Linked DNA regions of Homo sapiens: region 1 is linked to region 2. Evidence: read pairs that join two places in POLR2A ChIA-PET (ENCODE). Cell type or tissue: A673. All regions are shown on one strand. Each heading gives the region's core, and the rest is flanking DNA. Links, peaks and the distances in the headings are about the cores only. Region 1 overlaps SPATA6L (spermatogenesis associated 6 like). Region 2 overlaps GLIS3 (GLIS family zinc finger 3).

Region 1 (5,381 bases), core at 62-5,061, 610 kb before region 2:
TCCTGGCCTCAAATGATCTGCCCGCCTTGGCCTTCCAAAGTGCTGGGATTACAGCATGAGCCACTGCATCTGGCCTGTAAAAGTCTTTAAAAATATTTTTATAAGAAGCCCAAAGATACAAAACTGTAGAAGCACACAACTAGATAACTCCAACCTCCTTGATTTGTCAAAGAGAAGAGTGAGCCTGAGTCACATTTCAGATGCCACTATGGCTCTGTTGAAAAGCTGTACATTTGAGATTACTAGTCAAACAAATCATGGAACCACTTTTTCATTTTATAAAATTCAGTCAATTAATTGTCCTCTTGCATGAGTTGTTTGGGTTCATATTCCTTTCTTCCTGTTGGTTTTAGCTTCCTTGTATCTGTTTCCTTCTCTAGCTGCAACTACTTTCAGCAGGTAGTGAAAAAATTTTCTTTTCCTCGGATCTTCTGTGTAATTCAAAATGGAATTTTCTGAAGCATTTGGGTCAACAAGTTACTCATAAGAATATATAAGTCATTGTTTAAGCAGTTCATGTTGATTATTTACTCCCCAAGATCATACTTGAGAAAATCCTTAGATATGGATATATTAGTTTCCTAGAGCTGCTATACAAAAGTACCACAAATAGAGTGGCTTAAACAACAGAAACATATCATCTCACTGTTCTGGAGGCTACAATTCTTGAAATCAGAGTGTGAGCAGGGACATATTCCTTTTAAAGGCACTAGGGAAGGACCTATTCCAGGCCTCTCTCCTAGTTTCTGGTATAGTTCCTTGGCTTGTGGCAGTGTAATTCCAATATTTACACGGCATTCACTCTGTGTGTGTACTGTTAAAAAAATTGGGGGTGGGGGAAGTCATTAGGCTGGGGCGGCTCCAGTGCTTTAAATTCCTAGGTAAGCAAACTGAAGCCCAATGTAAACAGTAAAACTAGAGTCATTTACCAAACAGATGCCACCAATGAACCTCTAACTAGAGATTTTACCAATAAGAAACTGCCAACTAATCTTTAGCTAGAGACTTTACCTATCAGAAACTGCCAGCTGATCTCTAACTAGGGTCTTTCCACTCCAACAAATTAAATATATTTTCTTTGTCTTATTTTCATGTCAACCTGTAAAAGCCTGCTGCCCATAATGCAGCAGCGGAGGTCTCTGAACCTCTTTTAGTTCTGAGTGCTGCCTAGTTTATGAATCGCTCCTTGCTCAAATAAATTTAATTTTGCCTAAAGTTTTTTTTCTTTTCTTTTTCTTTTTTTTTTAAAAAACAGTTTCTGTGCTCAAATTTTTGCCCTTCCTAAGGACACCAGTCTTATCAGAGGCCTACCCTATCCCAGTATGATCTTATTCTAATTTAAGTAATTTTATCTGCAGTGACCCTATTTGCAAACTAAGGTCACATTCTGAGATACTGGGTTTAAGACTTCATTCCATGAATTTTTGGGGGGACACAATTCAACCCATAACAATGGGTAAAATGAAAGGATTGTTAAAATAATTTAGGCAAAAAAACCCCACTTACCCACATTTGCTTGATAAATCCAAGTCAGTAGGACAAAAATTGATTATATGAGACACTTTCATTTTTGTTTAAGTTTGAATACCATTTAAATCAGAACTTTAAAGCCTGAAATCAAGCTCTGCTGAAAATGTTTTGTTTTTCTTAGGGCCTAGAGCTTAGGGGGAAAGACAGGGTGTACCTTTATTTCAATCCTATCCCAGGCCCTTTTGTTTCAAGAAGAAAATATAAAGATTTGGCAATGGCTAGACAGATATTACAATGTTTTTCTTGTGCTTCACGATACACTTAAAACTTTTGAGACTCTTCTCTCTTTCTTTCCTTATTCTATGGGAGTGTAGCTGCTAGTTGCTAGTACTTAGCTTTTGTTTTGTGTTACGCATAGGTAATATTTCTTTTTATGTTCCTTTTTAGCACAACCAATTGCTTGGAGAGAGAAACCATTCATTCAGTTAACATTTAATGAGTATCTGTTGTATACAGAATGTTTTTCTAGGTAGTCAAACAACACTCTGGGGTTGATTTAAGATGGGCTTTTAGCAACAAACAGTAGAGCTAGGTCAAGTCGATGATATTTTTAGCATGTGGTAGATTTAGCTAATTGAAATTTTCTTGCACTTCTTATTGTTGTGTTAATTATCCTTCATTTATTCTATAATCACTTTTTGAACTTTTAATCAGACACCTATTAAAGGTGCATCTGCTGAATTCTAAAATGTTATGTGACTGGATTTTACATATGTTAATTACTTGGAAGAATATAATTTACGGCTCCTCCCTTCCTTCCTTCCTTCCTTCCTTCCTTCCTTCCTTCCTTCCTTCCTTCCTTCCTTCCTTCCTTTCTTTCACAGGGTCTCACTCTTTCTCCCATGCTGGAATGTGGTGATGCCATCTCGGCTCCCTGCAACCTCTGTCTCCTGTGCTCAAGTGACCCTCCAGCCTCAGCCCCACAAGTAGCTGGGAATACAGGCATGAGCCACCATGCCCAGCTAACTTTTGTATTTTTTGTAGAGAGAGGGTTTCACCATGTTGCCCAGGCTGGTCTGAAACTCCTGAGCTTAAGCAATACACCCACCTCGGCCTCCCAAAGTGCTAGGATTACAGGTGTGAGCTACTGCACCTGGCATTTACAGTTTCTATATGCGCTTATTAATACAACTTTGAAAATTTATTTTCCCCATTTTTCTCTGCAGGTATTTGAAAGTGCAGTAGATCCTGGAGCTGTAGTAGACCTTTTGGAAAGTAGGTACTCTGAAAAACAAAACAAAAAACCAAAAGACTATTGTGTGTAATTCACAGATTCAAAACTCTGCTCTTTTCTAAACTGTGATATGTTCATGTTTGATGAATATTTATTTCAAGACAGCCTACGTAAAATTTGAATCACATTTTTGATTCTGTTACATACCCTTTTCTATATATAGATGGGCTTGGCTGGGCACGGTGGCTCACATCTGTAATCCCAGCACTTTGGGAGGCCGAGGCGGGTGAATCCCTTGAGGTCAGGAGTTTGAGACCAGCCTGGTCAGCATGGTGAAACCCCATCTCTACTAAAAATACAACAAAATTAGCCGGATGTGGTGGCACATGCCTGTAGTCCCAGCTACCTGGGAGGCTGAGGCAGGAGAATCGCTTAAACCTGGGAGGCGGAGGTTACAGTGAGCCGAAATCGTGCCATTGCACTCCAGACTGGGTGGCAGAGCAAGACTCCATCTCAAAAAAAAAAACAACAAAAAAACAAAAAAACTAAATATAGATGGGCTTTGATGGATAGTATGATTCTGTTTGGTTGTTTATTTATAAAAATTGTTTTTATGTGTTTCATTAAATTAGAATATTTTTATCACCACAAAAAGCGGCCCTATGCCCATTAGCAATCACTCCCTATTCCCCACCAGCCCTCCTAGCTATAGGTAACCACTAATCTTTCCGTCTGTATAGATTTGCTTATTCTGGATATTTCATATGAATGAGATTATACAACATGTGCTCCTTTGTGATTGAATTCTTAGTGTAATGTTTTCAAGATTCATCCATATTATAGCATGTGCCAGAACTTAATTTTTTGTATGGCCAAATAGTATTCTGTTGGATGAATATATCACATTTTGTTTTTCTAGTCATCAATTGATGGACATTTGGGTTGTTTCCACTTTTAGGCTATGATGAATAATGATGCTGTGAATATTTGTGTATAAGTTTTTGTGTGAACATATGTTTTAATGCCTCTTGGGTATACCTAGGAGTGAAATTGCTGGGTCATATTGATACAGGAGTGCTGGGAAGAGAAGAGAGTGGTACCTTTAAATGATATGGACCAGGGAAGGGAAGTGCTCGGTACAGGAAGGGTGTGGTCCCTGGCTAGGGCTCCATCCCCACAGACCTAGGTGAGGACAGGCACTCCTGCTTTCCCGCCCAAATGTTGCATTTCCCAAGACCATCCTGGCCCACCATGCCCCCATCCTGTGCCTGTAACAGACGGAGACCCTAGCAAGGCAGAGACAGAAGCGGCTGGACATCGAGAGGAGTACATTGGCACTGGCAGAACGACACGGAGTTTGGCCGGGGCAGTTGGAAGAGAGCCGGGGCTGCCGAGTGGCCCAACTCCAGGGGAAAACCATCTCCCTGCTGGCTCCCCCATCTGCTGAAAGCTACCCCCACTCAATAAAACCTCACACTCATTCTCCAAGCCCATGTGTGATCCTATTCTTCCAGTACACCAAGGCAAGAAACCCGGGGGTACAGAAAGCCCTCTGTCCTTGCGACATGGTAGAGGGTCTAATTGAGCTAACACAAGCCACCTATAGACGGCAAACTGTAAAACACACCCACTGGGGCTTCACAAGCTGTAAACATTCACCCCTAGATAGTGCTATGGGGTCGGAACCCCACAGCCTGCCCCCGTCTGTCTGCTCCTCTAGAGGTTTGAGCAGCGGAGCACTGAAGAAGCGAGCCACACCCCCATCGCACGTCCTGAGAGGGGGACAAAGGAGCTTTTCCCATTTCAATGTGGTAACTGTATGTTTAACCTTTTAAAGAAGTTTCACATTATTTACCAAAGCAGCTGAATCATTTTACATCCCACCAGCAATGTATGAGGGTTCCATTTTCCCACATCCTGGCCGACACTTGTTATTGTCTGTCATTTTGATTGGTAGTCATCTTTGTGGGTGTGAAGTGGTATCTCGTCATTGTTTTGATTTGCATTTCCCTGATGGCTAATGATATTGAACACATTTTCATGAGATATTTGGCCATTTGTGTATTTTCTTTGGGGGAAATGTCTATTCAGATCCTTTGCCTACTTTTTAATGGGGTCATTTGTCTTTATTTTTTGGTTTATTTTGAGACAGGGTCTCGCTCTGTCACCTAGCCTGGAGTGCAGTGGCACGATCATAGCTTACTGAAGCCTCAACTTTCTGGGCTCAAGTGATCTTCCCACCTCAGCCTCTGAAGTAGCTGGGACTATAGGCGCACAGCACCATGCCTAGCTATTTTTTGTTTTTGTTTTTGTTTTGTAGAGACAGGATGCCACTATGTTGCCCAGCTGGTCTTGAACTCCTGGTCTTAAGTGATCCTCTCTCCTGGGCTTCCCAAAGTGTTGGGGTTACAGACATGAGCCGCTGTGCCTGGCCTGTAAATGTTCTTTATATATCCTAGATACAAGACCTTTGTTAGATAGATGATTTGCAAATATTTTCTCCCATTCTAGAATTGTCTTTCACTTTCTTGATGGTATTTTTTTGAAATGCAAAAGTTTTTAATTTTGATGAATTTCAGTTTATCTATTTTTCCTTTGTTGCTTGTGCTTTTGGTGTCATATCTAAGAAACCATTGCCTAACTCAAGGTCATGAAGACTTACATCTATGTTTTCTTC
Region 2 (5,381 bases), core at 255-5,254:
GTATCAACTTTGAAAACAGTTTATAACAAGTTTTACACCCCCCTCTATAATTTATAAGACTGCCATAAGAGACCTTATAAAATACATTGTTGAAGTCCATATTTTGGTACAGCAATATAAATGAAGGGAAAAATGAGCTTAGGCTGATGTGGCCAATTCTGAGTGAAATTAAAATTTGCTGCCTCCTGGCAGTTGCACTTTTTGTTCTGTCTTGTCATGAGCAGCCTAATAAACCATTTATGATTTCCCCCCCGATCTCCCAAGGTGACCGACCTCTATATAATTTTTAGAATCTTTCTTCTTCAGTTTAAAAGTATGAATGACATTTGCCAGTCCTCCAACTTTTGGCACATCTTTCATTTTCCAAGAGTACTCAAAGATATCTGACGGGGCGGAACATTAGTGATCTCTGTTGCAAGGACTCATAATATCTAGAGCTGTGATTGCGAGACTGTGTTTAATTTCACCTTCAGCCTCTTGTCTGATTCTTTCCAGGCATCTGCTGTTGGGGCCAGGACTTCTTCTTTTTCCAAGTTGTTACATTGCATGTACAAAAGAAAAGTTCAGCTGGGTGGGGTGGCTCACATCTGTAATGTCAGCACTTTGGGAGGCTGAGGTGGGAGGATCACGAGGTCAGGAGTTCGAGACCAGCCTGGCCAACATGGTGAAACCCATCTCTACCTTAAAAAAAAAAAAAAATTAGCCAGGTGTGGTGGTGTGTGCCTCTAATCCCAGCTACTCGGGAGGCTGAGGAAGGAGAATTGCTTGAACCTGGGAGGTGGAGGATGCAGTGAGCCGAGATCGCACCACTGCACTCCAGCCTGGGTGATAGAGCGAGATTCCGGCTCAAAAAAAATTTTTTCATTTTTATAGCAAAAAGTTCAGAACACTTCATCTTCCTGCAGCTTTTTAGTTACGTGAAATCCACAAGGTCCAGTGTGTACATCAGTTTCCTTCATTTGCAAGGGGACCGTCTTCAAGTAATAGGGCTTACGATAAGGATGCAATATCAATATGGCCAAAATGGCAACTTGGAAACACAAAATTGAATCAGTAAATGTCAGGACTTGGAATTCAAAGATCTAAGGCAACTCTAGGTGCTAGGTTGTCTGGCCACTGCTGTTGGCTGCAGTTGAGTGACTTCCACCCTAGTCCTATGCTAAAAACAGACTCTGCTCTGTTCTCTGCCTTGTTTTTTATGCCTGCACTACCAAACAGCTTTCTGAGTCCTCCCTTCCTCGGAATTTACATCTGCCCTTGCTTTTGGCTTAATCAAAAGTTTTTCCTCACCCACTGCATTCTGTAGTCTGTTTCTTACTCATTCTATTATCCTGGGGGACTTTCAAGATGGTGTCTGGAAAAATTTAGGAATGGATCTGCCCAAAGATAAAAAGAAAGTGAAGAGTCTGTGTTAGTCCCAGGTTTTTGCTTTTCTTTTCAAAGAAATATGAGAAAGCATGCTAGTGTCTCTAACTCTGTGACAGTACTGTGAGCAGTCACCCTCAGTCATGCCCATGACCTCTTTCTGAGGTAGTGGTTCACCTTGTAGACCACCAGGTCTACTGTACCCAACCCAGACTGCAATGTGCACCTGACCCAAAGACAGTCACTCCATGTGCTGGCCAGCAAAAAGCTCTTTCCCACATAGGATAAGATGGACCCATTGGATTCCTTCTCTGTGAATAATTTTCACTGAAAAATAGGAATAGGACCAGGCGTGGAGTAGCAGGAACAGAAAATTAAAGAGAAATGAGAGACTATGAGAGACCAGAGAGAGACTATGTGTTAATTTTCCTAAGGGAAAGGAACAATCAGGAAAACAAATGTTGACGTGCTAAGGGGCGTTGGGAGATTACTTAATATCTCCTACAGTCTTCGTACAGATCTGTATAATCATATGCATAAATGCTTTATGTCTATTTAGTCGAACTTGGCACTAGGGGATGGAGAGTGTCTGGTTTCACAGGTAGAGTTAAGAGCCACACACTGTTCCGAAGACTTTGATCTTTCTTTTGTTGTAAGAACTTCATTCTCCTGTTGAACAGACTCCCTCCCCATGTCCTTTCTGATGGGCATCCTCAGAAGGTTGCTCAGCTTCTCTGGGACACTGAAGGTGTCTGCCAGTTTTCTCTTCTGTGCCGGACCCTATTGGTGATGTTTGCCTGCTCTGCCCTCTTGGCCCTTACCTGTGCTCTTGACAAGGCCCATCATATTGCCTTCCATTGTTGGTGACAACAGCCGGCTGTGGGTGCTGGCCAGTGCTGCAGGTGTCAGGTTCTGCTGCTCTTGCAGCTGATATATCTGGGAGCCCCCAACCCAAGACTTGCATTGTGTTCTCCAGAACTACAAGTGAACTCTGAAGCTGCATCCTGTTCTTGTCTTCATAGGAAATAATTACTCTTCTCTCTTTTGTGTTACTCAGTCACATTATTCTAAAGAGGTACTGGGTCAGTTCCCAGTAGCTCAAAGATGGTGTGAAAACAGATCTTTCTGTTAGTTTTTCAGGCTTATTCACATGTCCATGGCTGTTGGGACTTGTAGAGAAGAAGGTTTTCCTGGGAGCAAACTCAGCAGTAGAATAGTGTGCTCAAAACCACCTCCCCAGCCCTCCAATAACTGAGTCATTGAGACAAAACTCATGGTGCTGACCTTCTCCTTCTTTAGGATATGATTTAAAGGCCCCTTCCCAGCCCTTCCTACAGACTGACTGATGGAGCCTTCAGCCTGCCAGTCACCCCAAACCAGCCGTACCTGATTATCTCCTGGGAATCCTACCACAGCTCAATCAGAACTGCTCCCCACCCTCACCCCACCTGCCTTAATTCTTAGAAAATACATAAAAAACTCAGTGTACCTCACCCTGATCTCCCACCTCAAAACTAAGAAAACTGGATTTCTTGCTCAACACTCTACACTTCATACTTGAAAAAAAAATTAATTCTGACAGAACCACCTCTGGCCCCTTGCCAAAGACGTAAAGTCTCACTGAAAGTGATTGGGAGGAAAGGAACAAATGGATGCTTAAAGGGATTAAAATGCAGGAGTTAAATTGGGACCTTGAGTGGGGCTGTGGGAAGGGGAGGGGCTGGGAAGCTGTGAATGCAGAGAACCACAGCTGAGAGCATTGTGGCTCCGGGGGAGAAAAACCATTTTGGGTTCTTAGTAGAAGAATAGCCATTTCTTTTGATATTTCCAAGATTGCCACTCTTGGGGTTTGCGCTCTTTTTCACTGTACCTTTTTTTTTTTTTTTCTTTTCAAGCAAGCTCTAATGACTTGGCGTCCTGGCACATAGCTGCATTCTGCTCATAATAATGTGTACTTTCAAGTTTTTACTCAAACTCAATATAATTTCCTTTAGAAAAATGTTTTTGAGAAACACAGTATTAAATCAAGAAAGCCCTTGCTGCTTTTATTGTCACTAAAATCATATATTGTTTTCCAAAGAATACTGCCATTTGTTTATATTTCCCTACAGTTTTTGTTTTTGGGAGTTTTGTTTTGTTATAGTGGCAGCTGAAGTGATTTTGAGTGTTTGCAGCATGATGTTAATTAACCAAATGTTTCAACCTGGAACTTTGAACACCTGGGCTTACATAAATTGCTCAGAATCAGTGTGGAAATCTTCGGAACAGTGGATGTAGAAGATTTGGGGTAAAACAGGCACTAGATGGTGAGGGGTTTTATGCTCTACTCATTCTTTACGCAAAATAAAAACAGACGAGTAAGTGTTGGCCTCTTTGGAACAGATGATTCCCAGCAGCAGTTGGCATGCTTTATGTACTCATGGGTTAACCGGAAGCAGCTCTCAGAATATCCATTTTAATGAAGATAGCTTAGGTTTAGTCTATGTTTGGCTGACAGTTAACACTGTTCCCATTTCACTTCTCTATTCTGCTGACCCTTGGGCTTGATAATGTTTACATCTTGGATACTTGCAAATGAAGAATCAAGGCTGGCCATGGGAATTACTAGGGTGTCAGAGTGAAATTTTGGTACCCAAATCTCTCCACTCATCCTTCCTTCCTTCAGGAAGCTCCTGACCAAGAGATTGTTGACTAAAGAAAAAAAAAACAAAAACCCAAGCTTTTGAAATGATTAACGTGCGTTCTATTCAGAAATCTTATTGAGGACTGTAGATGAGGCCTGTAGCTTGAGAGTTGCTCTCTTGAGAGGTTCTGTCAGCACAGTTTCAGCTCACTGCGTATATACAGGTGGTGGAGGTTCAGGACATGCAAAATCACATCAAACTTGTCCAGAATTACACTAAAGCAGAGTCATATCAAGGTTTGGGCATAAGAGTACACCTGGATATAGGTTACAGAAGCATAATCACTAAGACTGTCAGATATTGTCTTATGTGCAGAAAAAGGCAAGGACTAGGGTCATTTATCTTTTAAGGAAATAGTGACTCAAGCAAGAGACATGAAGTGGGGTTGGGTGTTCTACCTGGTTTTATCTTCAGAACATCTTTCTGGAGAGCTTCACGTTTTCAGAGAGTCAGGGACTTTGTGACGTTAGATTCCAGAGAACAGAAATAAAACATGCCATCTTACATTTGTTACTTTGTCTCACAGAGCATAGGCAAACAAGAACCATACTGATTAGGAAACGAAGCACCGTTTTATGAACAATTAAGTAGGCACCTGATAACATCACAGAGACACACACACACTAAAAATGGAGCTCTGGTAAGGCAGAATTGAGTCTCAATGGTGGTGCCCATGAAGTTGACCCAAGCTTTTTTCCACCAAGTCTAAGGTGCAAAAACTAAAACAGATTGAGATAGTTGATTTGCCTAAAGCAAGGCTTCTCAAAAGCAGCATTAATGACACTGGGGGCAAGATAGTTCGTTTCAGCAGAGGCTGTTCTGTGCACTGTAGGATGTTTGGCAGTTTCCCTTATCCCTAGTTGGTAGAGGGAAATAGAGGCCGGTAGCAAACTTCCACTCCCACCCCCTTGTTTTAACAACCAAAGATATCTCCAGTCATTGCTAGACATCCCCCGGGGCTTTTAATAAGCTTCCCAGGGATTCCCATGTGCAGTCATATTTGAGAAACAGTGTTTTAAAGAAGTACAGTCACTACTGGACATGGCCAAAATGCCTGCCTTGCAGATGTCCTGTGTAATGAACACCTTCTTGATGGTACTCACTCCACATAACTATCCTTCACTTTCAAAGTTTAGCATGCATTAGAATCACGAGGTGGGACAGGATTAGAATGTTGAGAAAGAAATCTTTCTCCTTCCCTGGGTCTGGAGTGGGTCCTGATGTTTTGTATTTCAAACAAGTTTCCAAGCAGTGCTGATGCTGCTGGACCAGGAGACCACCTTTGAGAACCACTGTTGATGACCTTCACTTCAACTCTTACCTAAAGAACAA

The links. ChIA-PET counts read pairs that join two places held together with the same protein. Peaks named below come from ENCODE experiments on the same cell type or tissue, not always from the same donor. Only the 100,000 strongest peaks of a DNase experiment are listed, where the experiment ranks them.
Region 1: POLR2A ChIA-PET joins it to region 2 with 9 read pairs; 1 of 35 experiments calls an interaction of 5 or more read pairs at or near these places.

Annotation. Positions count from the first base shown.
Region 1 is chr9:4,653,405-4,658,785 of GRCh38, reverse strand. SPATA6L (spermatogenesis associated 6 like) reads left to right here. Exons shown (of 12, transcript NM_001353486.2): 3 at 2,697-2,745. Among named protein-coding and RNA genes, the nearest start is that of PLPP6, 6.2 kb to the left of the region's middle. In A673, for the core only: no CTCF peak of the experiment used is centred there; a DNase peak (open chromatin) is centred at 2,385; H3K4me3 peaks cover 491 bases; H3K27ac peaks cover 5,000 bases.
Region 2 is chr9:4,040,821-4,046,201 of GRCh38, reverse strand. All of the region lies in intron 4 of GLIS3 (GLIS family zinc finger 3), which reads left to right. Among named protein-coding and RNA genes, the nearest start is that of GLIS3-AS1, 140 kb to the right of the region's middle. In A673, for the core only: no CTCF peak of the experiment used is centred there; a DNase peak (open chromatin) is centred at 3,011.